Regions from separate parts of the Homo sapiens genome. Here region 2 is linked to region 1. A link is a loop called in an ENCODE intact Hi-C map of the cell type or tissue named here. Cell type or tissue: GM12878. All regions are shown on one strand. Each heading gives the region's core, and the rest is flanking DNA. Links, peaks and the distances in the headings are about the cores only. Region 1 overlaps ARHGAP42-AS1 (ARHGAP42 antisense RNA 1). Region 2 overlaps ARHGAP42 (Rho GTPase activating protein 42).

Region 1 (8,342 bases), core at 139-8,138:
AGCCTCACGAGTAGCTGGGATTACAGGCACCTGCCACCATGCCCAGGTAATTTTTGTACTTTTTTTGAGTAGAGACGGGGTTTCACCCTGTTGGCCAGCCTGCTCTCAAACTCCTGACCTTGTGATCTGCCCACCTTGGCTTCCCAAAGTGCTGGGATTATAGACATGAGCCACCGCGCCTGTCCAAATAAGACATTCTGATAGTATTTTCTGAAGATAAAGGCTATCCTCAAGTGCACCTCAACAGTGAGAGTAAAAGCAAGAACATTAGATATGTAATGATGTAATTGAAGGGTGGTGTTCCTATTGTCAGTTCCCTAGCAGAGGCCCTGCTTACAGGCTGGCTCCCCCTGACACTGGCATCTAGCTAAGCCTCTGTTGGCCATTCTACCTACCATTTTTCCCCTTGCCTAATCTCAAAGCTGTATTCTCAATTTCCTTTTCTAAGACTGCTCTTCAATCTTGATGTCTACTAAGAAATGTTCTGGGTCAGCTGTTCTCAAACTTTAGCCAGCAGGAGGATTACCTAGAGGATTTGTTAAAACACAGTTGCTGGGACCCACCTGCGAGTTTCTAATTCTGTAGGTGGAAGGTGGAGCCCAAGATTTTGCAGTTTTAACCACTTTCCAGATGATGCTGATGTTGTTTATCTTTAGGTCCCCAGTATTTTATTCATTAATTTAGTCAAAAAATATTTACTGACCACACACTATATGCCAGACATCCATTTTGCATAGCATAGCATTCTCTTTCTCTAGAGCAATCTTTTCCTAGAAGCCACCAATGACAAATTCAAGTATTTAAGGATTTAGGAATGGTTCTACTTAAAACAGTTCTTCCTCCAATGGTTTGATTAGCAAACGTTTTATTCAGGACAGTAGTAAAGGAAGGCTCATACTAATCTAGGCTCAATTATTCCAAAAATCTTAATTAGTGAATGGAATGATTAATGAGCTATTTTTTTCTTGCCCTCCAAAATAGGAATTTGGAGTTACATAGGCCATTGGCTAAGACTCAGTAAAGATCTTGGTTAGATCTTGTTTTGCTTTTTTTTTTTTTAAGCTATAAAAGTCATTTTTGGAACAATTTGCCATTTGATGATATTAATATTTTATCATGTACTAATTTTCTTTAAGTTTTAGTTATGTTGGAGAATTTCCTTATTCTTTGGTGATTCATGTTAAAATATTTAGAGATTATGTGTCAAAAATATCTAAAATTTACTTTATTTATTTATTTATTTTTGAGACGGAGTTTCGCTCTTCCACCCAGGCTGGAGTGCATTGCTGAGATCTCGGGCTCACTGCAACCTCCGACTTCCGGTTTCAAGCGATTCTCTTGCTTCAGCCTCCCAAGAAGCTGGGATTACAGGGGCCCGCCACCACACCGGGCTAATTTTCGTATTTTTGGTAGAGACCGGGTTTCACTATGTTGGCCAGGCTGGTCTCAAACTTGTGACCTTGCGATCCGCCCACCTCAGCCTCCCGAAGTGCTGGGATTACCGAGCCCGGCTAAAATTTACTTTAAATGTTTCATATAGGCCGGGCGCGGTGGCTCATGCCTGTAATCCCGGCACTTCGGGAGGCCAAGGCGGGCGGATTGCCTGAGCTCAGAAGTTCGAGACCAGCCTGGGCAACGTGGCAAAACCCTGTCTCTATTAAAAATACAAAAAATTAGCCGAGCACGGTGGCCTGCGCGCCTATAGTCCCAGCGACTTGGGAGGCTGCGGCTGGAGAATCGCTTGAACCTGGGAGGCAGAGCATTGCGGTGAGCTGAAATTGCCCCACTGCACGACTTCAGCCTGGGTTTGTCTTAAAAAAACAAACAACTTTGTCTTAAAACAAACAAACAAACAAAAACACCAAAAACTTTTCTATATCGATATGCATGTGTGTGTGTATATATATATATATATATATATATATAAACAAAATGAGGAGTGAGAAAACAAATATGACAAAATGTTGATGTTTGTTGAATCCAAGTAGAAAGCATGTAGCTATCCATTGCGTTATTTTTTCCAACTTTGCTGTAAGTTTGAAAATTTTCATAATACAAAATTGAGGGAAAAGCAGGTTTAGAAGATTTATAATGATTCATTAAATATTCATTTTCAGTACCAACAAGATTTTCACCATATGGTAAATGTTGTTCTACTTGACCACATAATGTAATAGAGTTCAAAGAGCTCCACAAATCTTTGAAGCATTCTTTGAAAGATCACAAAAAAATCATAAGGGTAAAATACACTGCAACATTAAATGGAACTGGGACTAGTTCTACTTTTATTTATCTAGTAAACTAAAGTTTAATCTCAATAATCCACTTTTGTCTCACAATAAAATTTCAACAAACTGGCAGCTAGGAAAAAAATTACTAACAAGTATAAAAATAAGAACTTTACTGTTCTGAAAAAAAATTGTTCTTATACCTAGTTTTGTAAAACTGACAAATTTTGTAAAATTTTCTAATTCCATTAGCATTAAAATTCACATTGACAGAATGTAAGATAATATACCTTTTAAAGGATAATACTATGTATCTTTATTCCTTGTAAAGGAAGTTGCCGCTGTGACTACGGGTTACAGATTGTTTCAGATTTGTTCTTTTTCCTTTTTTTTTTCCATCTGAAATGTTCAAACAGTAGAGACTGTGGGTCTGTTCTTTTTCAATGATCCTTCTTATCACTTTCATTAGTATGCTTCACTGTGATTGAGTTATGACTTCTCTTTGTTGGGTGTGGAGCCATTTATTTGAGTTAGTTTCCTTAAGCTCCTTCTGGGCTAGTTATTTTCCTCATCACGCTTTCACTGCCTTTGCCAGGGCCTGTTACAGTGTGCTGGATGGCAGCAGTTCTAGCGCAGATGTACTCATCGCCTGGAAGCACGGATAATGAGCTCCACTCCTTTCATGCTCAGCAGAGCTCAAGCAACACGTAGAGACCTCCGTGCCAAATGGGAGAAGCCTTTCTCTACAAATCTGTGCAGACACCTCTACCGCAGAAGCTGAAGAATGATTTTTAGAAGATTATAAGGCACTCAAGTATTAAAAACATTTGTTAGGTATCATCTGTGGGCTGATAGCATGCAAAGTGCAAGAGATACAAAGAAATAAGATTTAATCTAAAAGCTTAGGGTCTAAACGCAAAAAATGTAAATGTGGAAAAAGAGCTATATAAAAGTAGGCTGGATGTGGTGGCTCACGCCTGTAATCCCAGCACTTTGGGAGGCCGAGGTGGATGGATCACGAGGTCAGGAGTTGGAGACTAGCCTGGCCAACATAGTGAAACCCCATCTCTACTAAAAATACAAAAAATTAGTCAGGTGTGGTGGCGGGTGCCCGTAATCTCAGCTACTCGGGAGGCGGAGGCAGGAAAATCGCTTGATCCCGGGAGGCGGAGGCTGCAGTAAGCAGAGATCGTGCCATAGCACTCCAGCCAAGGCGACAGTGTGAGACTCCGTCTCAAAAAATATATATATATATACATATATATATATAATGCGTATGATGTGTCCCAACGTATTCACTGTGGTGTGGTCTTGGAGTTAGAGACTTTGCTGTTCATCCTGGGGCAAGTTGTCTGGGTGTTTTTGTTGGCTTTTTGTGGTTCTTGGTTTTTGTTTTCGCATTTTGGGGCTTCAACAATCTCATCCTCATTATAAAATTCCTACCTCCAGGGTTAGTGTGAGGATTTGTAGGCCTCGTGGGACATGGACAGCGTGGTTGCTCAGTAAACATTTGCTTCCTTTCTGTGTGGTCAGTGGCTGCTTTGAAATCCAGCGGAGGCCACGCCCATGAGGGTTTCAGTGAGAGGTAAGAGAGGAACAGCACTTCCTCTTCTAATGCAGCTGCAAGCCTCTGAGCACACATGGGTGGAGTGTCAACAGCACTCTAGCTGTAATTGATTGTCATTATTGGTCGGAGGAGATTTCTTGTTCTAACTTTGAGTCATAGAGGTATAAAAATGTCTCGTGTCTAGAGCTTAAAATAACCCAAGTGAAACAATAGATGTTATTTCATTATTAGCATAGGACAGTGTCCGGCACATGGTAAGGGTTTAATAAATGATAGTCATTATCGTTATCACTATCATCCTTAATTTTATACTTGGGAAAGGTGTAAAGCCTAAAAGTTAAATTATCCTAAGTCACACAGCTCATAAATGGCCTTTGGCTGGCCATTTGATTAATATTGCTGCTATAATTTATTAGATTGAAAATTTGATTAGGGCTGGATTGAGGTAAATTTACTCAAAATTACTGTTGTATTTCCAGCATCTACAGCAGCACAGAAATATAACAGATACTTATGAATATTTGTTGAATGTGTGTGTGTGTGTGTGTGTGTGTGTGTGTGTGTGTGTGTGTGTGTGTTTAGCATGGCCTTTTTACCAAGGTAGACCTGGATTGAAATCCCAACTCCAGTACCTTCCAGATATTATACATAAATTTAGGAAAGTTAATCACTTTTCAGTTATAACTTTCCCACTTGTTAAAAATGAAGCTAATCAGGCTGGGCACGGTGGCACATGCCTGTAATCCCAGCACTTTGGGAGGCCGAAGCGGGCAGATCACCTGAGGTCAGGAGTTCGAGACCAGCCTGGCCAACACGGTGAAACCCCATCTCTACTAAAAATACAAAAATTAGCCAGGCATGGTGGCACGTGCCTGTAATCCCAGCTACTCGGGAGGCTGAGGCAGAAGAATCATTTGAACCTGGGAGGCGGAGGTTGCAGTGAACCGAGATGGCGCCATTGCACTCCGGCCTATGGTACAAGAGCGAAACTCCATCTCAAAATAAAGAAATAAATAAAACTTTAAAAGTGGGGCTAATCAGATTTAATACCTATTTCACATGCTTGTGGATAAGCTTAGATGGGGCAATACATGCAAAAACTATCATGCCCAGTATTGGTGGAGGCTGCTTCTTTTCATTTTGTCTCCTTTTCCTGTGCTCTTTATGAAGTTTTCTGTCAGAGTTAGCAAACATCATGATTTGCCACAAGAGGGCAATACTAAATTGAAATCAAAATCTGTGCTAAAAAATGTCTTTTCCTAAATTAAGTGATTACCTCTCTCCCTCTCCTTTTTCCTTCTCCCCACCCCTCATAAATGTAGTTAGTTGTTGAGTATTTCTTGCTTAGACTTCTGTTCTTTTCCTTCAACCCATTCATCCGAAATCTGTCATCATAATAAAATCTAGATTTGGCAGGGACTTTAGAAGTTATATTGTGCAGTGGCTCACACCTGTAATCCTAGCACTTTGGGAGGCTGAGGTGGGAGGATTGCTTGAGTTTAGGAGTTCAAGACCAGCCTGGGCAACATAGCCAGACACCATCTCTTAGAAAAAAGGAGTCATATTGTCACATAGAACAAATTCCACTCTCTGCAGCTATTCTTCCCCTCTAGTTGACCTTGACTTCTGCTTCTGTGTCCCCCTCCGTTAAGCTAACACAACAGCCCTGAGTGTTTGTGCTGCACTTTTCTTTCTGAGAAAGTGCCTCTTAATTATTCTAACTTTACCTCAAACTCAGCATAGGAGACTCAACCTAAAATGTATATTTCTTCTAAAAAAAATAACACTTCTGAGTTGTATAGGCTTAAATCTCAGAGTTATGTTGGATTCTACCTCATCCACAAAAATCACACTATATTTCCTTCCTTTATTTAATCTGCTTACTGCCCATCTGTTGCCCAATCTCATGTGTACTTACCCCGTCTAAATTCTCTTTTCTCATCTCTCAGTCATTTGACTTTTTGGTCTTCCAACCATTGCTCTTTAGTCCATCTATTGGATAATGAGCTCTTGGAATCCATAGACTCATACAATGTGGGCTATGTTCTGTACTCTTCCTGTGAGAGACTCCCATTTCCTACCCCCAGACAAAGCGAAGTTTCTTTTTCAACCCGGACTACATTTAGCATTTGTCTGTGCTTCATGACAACCATGGAGAGGAAGCAGGGAGAGCTGTATGCATTTGAGAGGGGCTCTACAATTTGTGAGAGCATTTTTTTTAAACTGGAAAAGACAATGTTACTAAGTCACATAGGCTCCTGTCACTAATGATGTGTACATTTGCCCATCAGAAATGCAGTGTCATACACCAACTAATTTTTTGAGAAATAGTGATGTTAAGAGCATTGTGTGTGACAATAATAATACTTCTAATAAGGCAGAATAAAAAGATCTCGCCCTCTAAGGGCTTAATCTGAACTTCATTTTTTGGCTGTCAGAAGAGTATTTTAGAAAATTAAGTCAAAAATTAAGTAGGTTCAAATGCTTGTTTCTTTTTGTTTATTTGTTTTGGGTTTTTTAAAATTTTTATCTGTTTAAGATGACAGAGTCTCGTTCCATTGCCCAGGCTGGAGTGCAGTGGCACAACCTTGGCTCACTGCAACCTCTGCCTCCTGGCTTCAAACAATTCTCGTGCCTCAGCCTCCCTAGTACCTGCTGGGATTACAGGTGCACACCACCACACCCAGCTAATTTTTCTATTTTTAGTAGAGATGGGGTTTAATCATGTTGGCCAGGCTGGTCTCGAACTCCAGGTGAAATGCCCACCTGGGCCTCCTAAAGTGCTGAGATTACAGGCTGAGCTACCAGGCCTGGCTCCTCATATGGGTTTTAAATGTATATCTAATTCTTATTTCTTCTTTGCTTCTCTTTTTGATGACTGAATCATCTAAGTGAAATAAGACAGACACATTGTGCAAATATTGTATAATTTCATTTATATGAGATACCTACATTGTCAAATTCATAGAGACAGAAAGTACAATGGTTACCAGGAGCTGGGAGGAGGGGAAACCAAGAAGAAACACTTGGTTTCTGTTTAGTCATCTCTTACCAGGCTTGAACTTAACCTCAGATCAGCTGAGTCTGGGTGGTCTAAATCTACATAATTAATTGAAAAGTAATAATAGCTTGACAATAACACTTACTGAGTACATACGAAGTGCCAGGCTTAAGTGTCAGACATGATCTACGTCAAGAAACAGTTTTAGGCAGATTTACAAATGCCATATTAGTTTACTATCCTCTACTATCTATTTGCTCTCAAAAGCAAGTAAACAAAGCCCACATATCCCATTCCAGAATCAGGAAAACAAAGAGACATTTCTCTGTGCCAAAGAGCCTGTCAGCCAATAATATTTGCGAAGCTTACCACGCAGCTTACGGTGTCATGTGTTATGAAGTGGAAATTTCTGGACAGGCTATATTTCAATCCATTACATTTGTTTATGAAAACAGGCTTGCAGGTATTGCTGATCTTTTATATAGAAAGTCTATTCTCTAGGAAAGAATCTGGTTCAGTTAATTATGATGGAGAGAATCATGCATGGAAACAACAGTTCAAAACCGACAGTAAACCCACCTCAAAGCAAAAGCATTTCTGGTTTTTCTCAAGTAGCTGTGTTAATGTGGCATAAGAGAAAGCCTGACTAGCAGGTATAATTAAAGTATGAATCATAGGAATAAGCATGAGTAACTATGAAAACACCTACAAGAAATAAGCCCATTATAACATGATAAACTTTAGGGAATCATGAGTGAAGGGTAGGAGAAAAAATCCTAATTCCATGTAAATGCAATGATGGGCCTGAGTGGAAACATATTGATAAACAATAGCATCAATGTATTATTAGTACAGCATCTGTGTGAGGCTGTGGAACACAGCATATTCTGCCTTATGCTTTATGGGTACTTATTTTCCACATTTCCTTTTTCTGAGAACTGCTTGAGGTCACGGATAATGCTTCTGTCTTTTTATAGAAATCACTTCCCCACCCAGACCTTAGTAATGTAGACAGTAGACATAAAACATATCATTACATACATGAATGGGCAAATGATAACCTGTATCATAGAATGTACAATACATCTGCCCTGGCATGTAACACTTTTAAAGAAAACTAAACATTGACATCCAACATATTAAATGCAACTTATGAAACACCAATGATGCATTTTTAAAGACTTAATCACAGTACGATGATTTAATGAAAAACAAGAAGAGAATGTTATATTTTATCGTTTCGTATCTCAGCAGTTTGGCACTGGATTCAGTTGATAGGAACAGCAACATGGCAAAAGTTGAAAGGAAACTGTTTGGCCTGGGTGATTTTTTGTCTTTCAGGCAGAGTAATGAGTAAATACAAAATCACCTCTGGTGAGACACAGTCCACTGGTGTTTATGTCATGTCATTTCATTAACTGACAAACAGAATTACTGCCTCTCCCTTCCCCAAACCTGCAAAAGAAAAAAAAAATTGAAGAGTATTTAGTTAACAAAAACAAATTTAACACTTGGAGTTAAAATGGCTCTAATAGTGACTGGTCAT
Region 2 (8,342 bases), core at 91-8,090, 130 kb after region 1:
GTCTCCCAAAGTGCTAGGATTACAGGCGTGAGCCACCGGGTCCGGCCTTTTTATATACATGTTATTTGATCCTTACAACAATCTGAAACAGCACAGCCTGTAAATGAGTTACTCAGTGTGATGTCGACCTCCAGTAAGTGACCACACTTTACATATAGGACCCAGTTCCAGGAGTTGGGGCTTGCAGCTCATTGTTCTGTTCTATCCCATGTCTTCTCTGGGAAGACATGGGATATGAGCTGCCACACAACACCTGCACTTCTGATCTCTTTCCTCGCATCTCTAGTTCTTTCATTTTCCTGCCTTTGGCATTTATCCTAGTTTTATACGTTTTACTTTGGAGTCTTGTAATTGCACATCATATTGAAATCTTTCCATTTTTATCTTTGCACTTTTGGAAATACATTTACTCTCTGCTGTTGGCCATCACTTTCCATTGGTACAGTTGGGGAAGTGCTAGTCTTTATTCCATTCATAAACCATGTTTTGATGTTCTTCTTTGATACTTGGGAAGCACAAAGATACTTTGATAATATAAAAGGTAAATGTATATAAAGTTAGTGTGTAACTGTCCCTTAAAAGTTTAACATCTGGGTGAGGCACTCAATTTTAAAGGACAGAAAAATAAACCTAAATAGGCATGAGGTAGACTAGCAAAATACCTATAAAAGATATCCTGAAGGGAAATTTTAAATAATGGTAACAAAGCTATGGATGAATGGGAAATATCAGCTGACAGACCAACCAGATATTCAGAAATAAGGGAACATTTTTTGGTTAGCACAATGCTTTTTGTCTTTGCTTCTGATTAAACCATAGAGTATATTTATGCACTACAGAAGAAAATGCAAATTTAACTTGATAATTTGATACATGTAATTTCAAGAGAAAGGGCAACAAAAGCTTTTTAAAATTAAACTTTTTTTGGGATAATTATAAATTCACTCTTTTTTTTTTTTTTTTTTTTTGAGACGGAGTCTCGCTCTGTCGCCCAGGCCGGACTGCGGACTGCAGTGGCGCAATCTCGGCTCACTGCAAGCTCCGCTTCCCGGGTTCACGCCATTCTCCTGCCTCAGCCTCCCGAGTAGCTGGGACTACAGGCGCCCGCCACCGCGCCCGGCTAATTTTTTGTATTTTTAGTAGAGACGGGGTTTCACCTTGTTAGCCAGGATGGTCTCGATCTCCTGACCTCATGATCCACCCGCCTCGGCCTCCCAAAGTGCTGGGATTACAGGCGTGAGCCACCGCGCCCGGCCAAATTCACTCTTAACTATAAAAAATAACTAGAAATCGGGTGTATTCTTTACTGACAATTTCTCCCAATGTAATACCTCATAAAATTATAGTAAATAGTTCATTACATTTTACTTGTTATAATAGTAATTAAAAATAACAAATTATTCATAAATGTTCCCTTTTTCCTGGAATCAGGATTCATAATTTGAAAAGCCTAACTCTTAGGGGTTCTTATCAAGATGCTATGTTACTTCATCCTGTGATTTATCTGTGTGTCACCCAGGATACTCATTTGCAAGTCAAACAGGAAATTGGTTGGAAAGACATTGGGGCATCTCATTTATCTGTGAGAGGGCCCACATTGCTTGTGGGATTAAGAAACAGCCAGAATCACAAACTCTAAGGCCTCTAAGAGGTTTTTTATCTTTGCCTCTCATTTGCTTATCGGCCTCATTCTGTTAGCTGGCTTCTTCCACATGGTGAGTCATAAGCATTGTACTAAAACTCACAGAAATTGTTTCTAGATAGGATTGTCTAGTTTTTCATTTTAAGACAAGATGAAGAAGAAAGAAAAAGAAAAAAAGAAAGGTAGGAGAGGCTCTGATTGGCCCAGCTAAGGTCACTTAAAGACGCTTGACCAATTACCCAAGGTTAAAGGGACAGAATATGTTGCATAGACTTTCCTTTGAATATAGAGCTATTTTCAGAAACAAAGGAATTATTATGAGTTAGGCAATCACTCCAACTCTTGTCTATTGTAATATGGCAATGACCTTGAGAAATTTCCGGTTAACATTGTCATTTGAACAGAATACTATGATAGTTGTGTATGAAATTTTACAAGACTTAGAAACATGTTAATTCACTCAAACATTAGAAACATTTACTTAAAAATTAGGAGTCACACAAAGATGTACACTATTACTGTTTAAATTCAAAATTGTTTTGGAGGGCCTCTAGTCTGTTCAGTAATATGAAACCAGAGGCAGGCTGGGTGTGCTGTGTTACTCCTGTAATCCCAGCATTTTGGGAGGCCAAGGTGGGTGGATCGCATGAGCCCAGAAGTTTGAGACCAGCCTGAGCAACATAGTGAAACCCTGTTTCTGCAAAAAATACAAAAATTAGCTGGGCATGGTATCACAGCTACTTGGGAGGCTGAGGTGGGAAGATCACTTGAGCCCAGGAGGCGGAAGTTGCAGTGAGCCAAAATTGTGCCACTGCACTCGAGCCTGGGTGACAGAGCAAGACTCTGTCTCCAAAAAAAAAAGAGAAGCCAGAGGCATAAAAATCTAAGACTTAAAATGAAAGAAACAAAATTGTCATATTATGATATGATTTTCCACATAGAAAATTGCAAATAATCTATAAATTATTAGAGATAAATAAGAGAGGTTAGCTAGGTTAATAGATGTAAATTAATTATATTTCTGAACAGAACCTTTAAAAAGTGGCAAAAAAATAAGAGACTCAAGGATAACTAAACAAAGGATGTGCAGGACTTACATGTGTAAAATTAAAAAAAAATATAAAGATAGTAAAGGGGAACTAAATAAACAGAAAACCAATCAATGAGTCAGTTCAAAAGAATGGTTTTAACCAACATTCTTTTTTCCCCTGACTATACTAGACAAGATAATTTACTGTAATAATTCAACTGATAGCAATTTGGTTAACTTGTTTTTACTAGTGTAGTGGTTAACCACCGGCTGGTCCTGAAGCTAGTGTATTTCCTTTTTTCATTTGGAAAATGTGGCCACCGTATGAAAACCTTACCTTTTTTACATTCCAAACTTCTGCCAAACCTTTGTATCTTTCACATATTTTCAACAGCAGATACACTGCTATTTGAAAAATGAAAAATGATGTACTCTTCATTTGCATAACCATATCTAACTGCCTTGGTGGAAAAAAAACTGTGCTACGTAGTAGTTGCTTTATTTCTATTGAGGGAAAATAAAATATCCCCTCCCATCTGAGACTTTTAATTCTATTCACTTTACATTTTACCTACAGAATTATTTCTATTACCACAGGTAACAGAATACTATGTAAGTGATGCAAATAAAATAACATGTGTTTTCAGGATCAGCAGGAAACCAGAACACAAACTGGGAAAGTCTAGGTCCTAATTAATTATTGACATCTAGTAAAGTTTTAAGCTCCTTGAGACTTTGTTTTCTTTTTTTATAAATGAGGAGTGTTCAGCATTTCCCAAAGTGTAAAATGAAAACCACCAGCAATAAAATGAACATTTTATTTATTTATTTATTTTATTTATTTTGGTGGGGAGGGACAGAGTCTCACTGTGTTACCCCGGCTGGAGTGCAGTGGTGCAACCTTGGCTCACCGCAACTTCCGCCTCCTGGGTTCAAGTGATTCTCCTGCCTCAGCCTCTTCAGTAGCTGGCATTACAGGCATGCGCCACCACGCCCAGCTAATTTTTGTATTTTAAGTAGAGATGGGGTTTGACCATGTTGGCCAGGCTGGTCTCAAAGTCCTGACCTCAGGTGATCCGCCCACCTCAGCCTCCCAAAGTGCTAGGATGATAGGCGCGAGCTACCATGCCTGGCCAGAATAAACATTTTAAATGTTAGTAGTTCCATATTTATTTCAATGTGTATTGGATACAGAACAACTCTGGATTTAATGAAAATTGTTGCTTTGTAGGATGCTTAGTAAAAGAAGTAAATCCATTTATAAGGAAAAATGTAGGACATGGCCATGGCCAAAATCACGGAAGTAGAATGTGAATGACTAGAGTTTGGGAATTCATGGAGTAGGTGATCTATGTTGCTTCTGCCTCGAATGTCTTGACTTTCTTTTTTTTTTTTTTCTTTGGAGATGGAGTCTTGCTCTGTTACCCAGACTGGAGTGCAGTGGTGTGATCTCGGCTCACTTCAACTCCCCCGGGCTCAAGTGATTCTTCTGCCTTAGCCTCCTGAGTAGCTAGGATTATAGGAGTGCACCACCACGCCTGGTTAAGTTCCATATTTTTAATAGAGATGGGGTTTCATCATGTTAGCCAGGCTAGTTTCAAACTCCTGACCTCAAGTGATCCGCCTGCCTCGGCCTCCCAAAGTGCTGGGATTATAGGCATGAGCCACTGAGCCCAGCCCGGATGTCTTGATTTGATTGTCTTCTGTGACTGTATACTTTGCTGAACAGTGTCAATGATTAGCCCTGAGTTCACTACCTCATTTATGGAGCTTACACTTAAAAACTGCTGCCAAAAACTGATTTCTTTTCAATTTCTTTTTTAAAACAATTTTTTAATGTTATATTTTTATTGCTTTTCATAGAGATGGGGTCTCTCCCCATGTTGCCCAGGCTGGTGTTAAACTCCTGGGCTCAAATAATCCTCCCACCTAGGCCTCCCAAAGTGCTAGGATTACAGATATGAGCCACCGTGCCTGTCCCTCTCTTCAGTTTCTTATGAATGAATGAGCCTTCATATAGTGAACACATTAATAATAGGTTCAGCCAGGTTCTGCTTATATCTTTTGCTTAAAGACACAAGCTGTAAACTGTAGGATTTGGAAAACTTTATAGCAAAGCGGATGGTGGACCATAGCATAGTTTCATTTTTATTTACAAAACAGACGAAATTTATGGGATTTTATACCCAGAAGTAGTTGGAAAGGATAGCAATAATTTATTTTCAACAAATATTTATTAATCTCTTTCTCTGGGCTGGATATTGCTCCAGAGCTGAGAATACAACTCTGGTCAAAAAGAGCTTCTGCCTTCCAGTTGGCAGAAACAGACATAACAAAGAAGAAAGTCAAAATGTATTATCAGATGGTGATATATACTCTGGAAAAAGGGAGATAAACTAGGATAGGTAGCAGAGGGGGCTGTAGGTGAGTTTTTAATGTCAGGAAATCAAGGAAGGCCTCAGTGAGTAAATGTCATTTAAGCAGAGACCTGACAAAGAAAGAAGTCAGTCTTACAACTCTCTTGGGAAAATGCTTTTCAGGTTGCCCAGACAGCTTTACAGCAGCAAGTACAAAGGTCCTGAGGCTGGAAAGTGCTCGGACTGTTTGAGGAGGAGCATAGGCAAATATGGCTAAAGCACAGGAACAAATGGGAAAGTGGGAAGAGATAAAGTGTGGTTGATTGGGCGGGGGGATTATGAAGAATATGTAGGACTCTTTAGGCCTTGTAAGGAATTAGACTTTTGCTCTGTAGAAGGGTCTTTCAGCAGAAGTGTGACATGAACTGATTTAGGAATTTAAAGGACTACCCTAATTGTTATGCAGACTGTAGAGGACAAGACTGTGTGCTGAGCTCCCCTTAGGAGGCTGTTTTCGTTATTTCATTACTTAAAAGACAATGATAATTTGCACCAGGATGAAAGTAGTGGAAGTGGTAGAAGTGTTCAGATGCTAGGTTTATTTTGCAGGTGATACTAAGAGGATTTGCTCATTGATCAAATGTAGATTGCAAGAGAAAGGGAGGCGGCAATGATGTGTCATTGGTAGGATTTCTCCACCTCAGCACTGTTGATATTTTGGAACAGATATGTTTTTGTTATGGGGGTCTGTCCTGTGCATTGTAGGATGTTTAGCAATATCCCACACCTCTATGCTCTTGAGGTACTCTACTTCCCCTTAAATTGTGACAACCAGTGTCTCCAGACATTTTGTCCCTCAGGGGTCAAAGTCAACCAGTTGAAAACTACTCATTTAAGGTTTTAAGCCTGATGAGATTCTGAGATGGAGGGACTGTAGGGGGTAACAGGTGTGGTGAGTGTTATCAAGCATTTTCTTTTGGACATGTTAAATATTAGCCAAATGCAGTGTTGAGTGGAAACCAGGGGAGAGATCAGAGCTGGAAAAAGAAATTTGGAAATCACCAATGTATAGATGGTATTTAAATTCACTTTTGTCATTGAATGAGATTATGCAGAGAGTGAGAGTGAATTAGGTGATGAGCTCCTTTGACTCTCCAGGGTCCGCCATGTGGTTAACAATAGTTATATCTGGCCAGTCTCAGAAATTTTTTGCTCTTGTAAGTAGACTTAATAAGACTTCCACAGTGTGTTAACTCAAACAATCCACTTGCTTTCTCTGAATCCCTCTAATAGGTATATATTGCTATATTTTCTATTCTTGAGAGAAAAAACTAAAATACAAATACTTTTTCACCAACCCTTTTTAATAAGACTGGCGGCAACATGTAAGTCACTTTGTCTTTTGATAGGTAGGAGGAATGAAAATAGCAGAACAGGCCGGGTGCAGTGGCTAACACCTGTAATCCCAGCACTTTGGGAGGGCGAAGCAGGTGGAGCATGAGATCGAGATCAAGACCATACTGGCCAACATAGTGAAATCCTGTCTGTACTAAAAATACAAAAAAATTAGCTGGGCATGGTGGCAGATGCCTGTAATCCCAGCTACTCAGGAGGCTGAGGCAGGAGAATTGCTTGAACCAGGGAGGCAGAGGTTACAGTGAGCAGAGGTCGCACCACTGCACTCCAGCCTGGGCATCAGTGCGAGACTCCGTCTCTTAAAAAAAAAAATATTAGCTGGGTATGGTGGCGTGCACCTGTAGTCCCAGCTACTTGGGAGGCTGAGGCAGGAGAATCACTTGAATCTGGGAGGCAGAGGTTGCAGTGAGCCAAGATCGAGATCACACCACTGCACTCCAACCTGGCGACAGAGCAAGACTCCGTCTCAAAAAAAAAAAAAAAAAGAAAAGAAAAGAAAATAGCAGAACAAAGGGCTCTCACTAACAGGCTTTGAAATCTAACTCTTTGGGCATAATAATGATTATATCCATTTCTAATATTAGGCCGTTCTCACATTGGTATAAAGAAATACATGAGACTGGGTAATTTATAAAGATAAGAGGTTTAATTGGCTCACAGTTCTGCAGGCTGTACAGGAAGCATAGCAACTTCTGCTTCTGGGGAGTCCTCAGGAAACTTACAGTCATGGCGGAAGTGGAAGTAGGAACATCTTACATGGCACAAACTGGAGGGAGAGAGAGATAGGGGAGGGGCTACAAACTTTTTAAAACAATCATATCTCATGAGAACTCTACCACAAGAACAGCACCAAAGAGATAGTGCTAAGCTATTCTTGAAGGATCCACCTTCATGATCCAGTCCCTTCTCACTAGGCCTCACTTCCAACACTGGGGATTACAGTTGAACATAAGATTTGGGTGGGGACACAGATCCAAACCATATCACTTAGTATGTACAGATATGTAGGAGCCTTCACATACGGTGTTTCTTCTTCCATTCGTCACTTGACTTAATCTTGTTCATTCTTCAGGCCTCAGTTTACATAAGATGTGAGTTGGCCTCATGGTGGACACTTCCCTTGGGCCCTCTAAAACAAGTGCTCCCTCTTATGGTGTCCAGTACTTTTTCTTTATGGAACTTACTATCTGTGACCATATACATGTTTGTGTTTTAGTTTGTCTCCATTAAATTGTATAACCTCTTTCAGCAGGACCCAAAATTATTTAACACTGCTGGTACCAAGTGCTTAGAACAGCAACATGGGATGTATGAAGGGTATTATATTGCAGGTTCCTTTTCCATTAGCCTTTGTTTCATAGACATCCTTGCACTGTTATACATCTACTCTTTCATTATGTGCGTGTATCATAATTTACCCAATCATTTCCATGTTGATAGTCATTTATGTAGGCTGGATTGCCTTCAAAAATCACCCTTTTTAAGGCAAATTGTGTGAAAGAGAAATAGAGTCTACATGCATGGAATTTTGGCCATGTTAATCACTGATGCTCTATTCTGTATAACTTACAACATTTATTTTCCCTTGAAAAATGCACTAAATCTAAGCTATGTTTGTTGCTCTGAGCCTAGTTCCCAGATAGATGTGCAGATATGTTTCTTCTTAGATGTGCAAAGAATTTTGAGTTAATGAGTCCAATTAGAGAATACCTAGAAGTGACATTAAATATTAACAACTTTGTTTTTCTGTAGTTGTAGTAAAATACACATTCCATATAATGTACCATCTTAACCAGTTTTAAGTGAACAGTGGAGTAGTATTAAGTATATTCACGTTATTATGCTACCAATCTCTAGAACTTGTCATCTTGCAAAATTGAAACTCTATACCATTACA

What was found. Peaks named below come from ENCODE experiments on the same cell type or tissue, not always from the same donor. Only the 100,000 strongest peaks of a DNase experiment are listed, where the experiment ranks them.
Region 2: a loop joins it to region 1, with 2.8 times the contacts of the local background. A loop is called at or near these places in 12 of 110 quality-filtered maps.

What each region holds. Positions count from the first base shown.
Region 1 is chr11:100,677,453-100,685,794 of GRCh38, forward strand. It overlaps ARHGAP42-AS1 (ARHGAP42 antisense RNA 1), which reads right to left. Exons shown (of 2, transcript NR_133571.1): 2 at 6,709-8,251. It overlaps LOC124902736 (a long non-coding RNA gene), which reads left to right. Exons shown (of 3, transcript XR_007062860.1): 2 at 1-46; 3 at 2,824-4,458. Among named protein-coding and RNA genes, the nearest start is that of ARHGAP42, 5.7 kb to the right of the region's middle. RefSeq lists an enhancer at 1,102-1,603. In GM12878, for the core only: a CTCF peak has its summit at 4,999 (motif pointing right); a DNase peak (open chromatin) is centred at 3,799; H3K27ac peaks cover 761 bases.
Region 2 is chr11:100,807,449-100,815,790 of GRCh38, forward strand. The region is part of intron 3 of ARHGAP42 (Rho GTPase activating protein 42); the gene reads left to right. Among named protein-coding and RNA genes, the nearest start is that of SNORD13I, 120 kb to the right of the region's middle. In GM12878, for the core only: no CTCF peak of the experiment used is centred there; no DNase peak of the experiment used is centred there.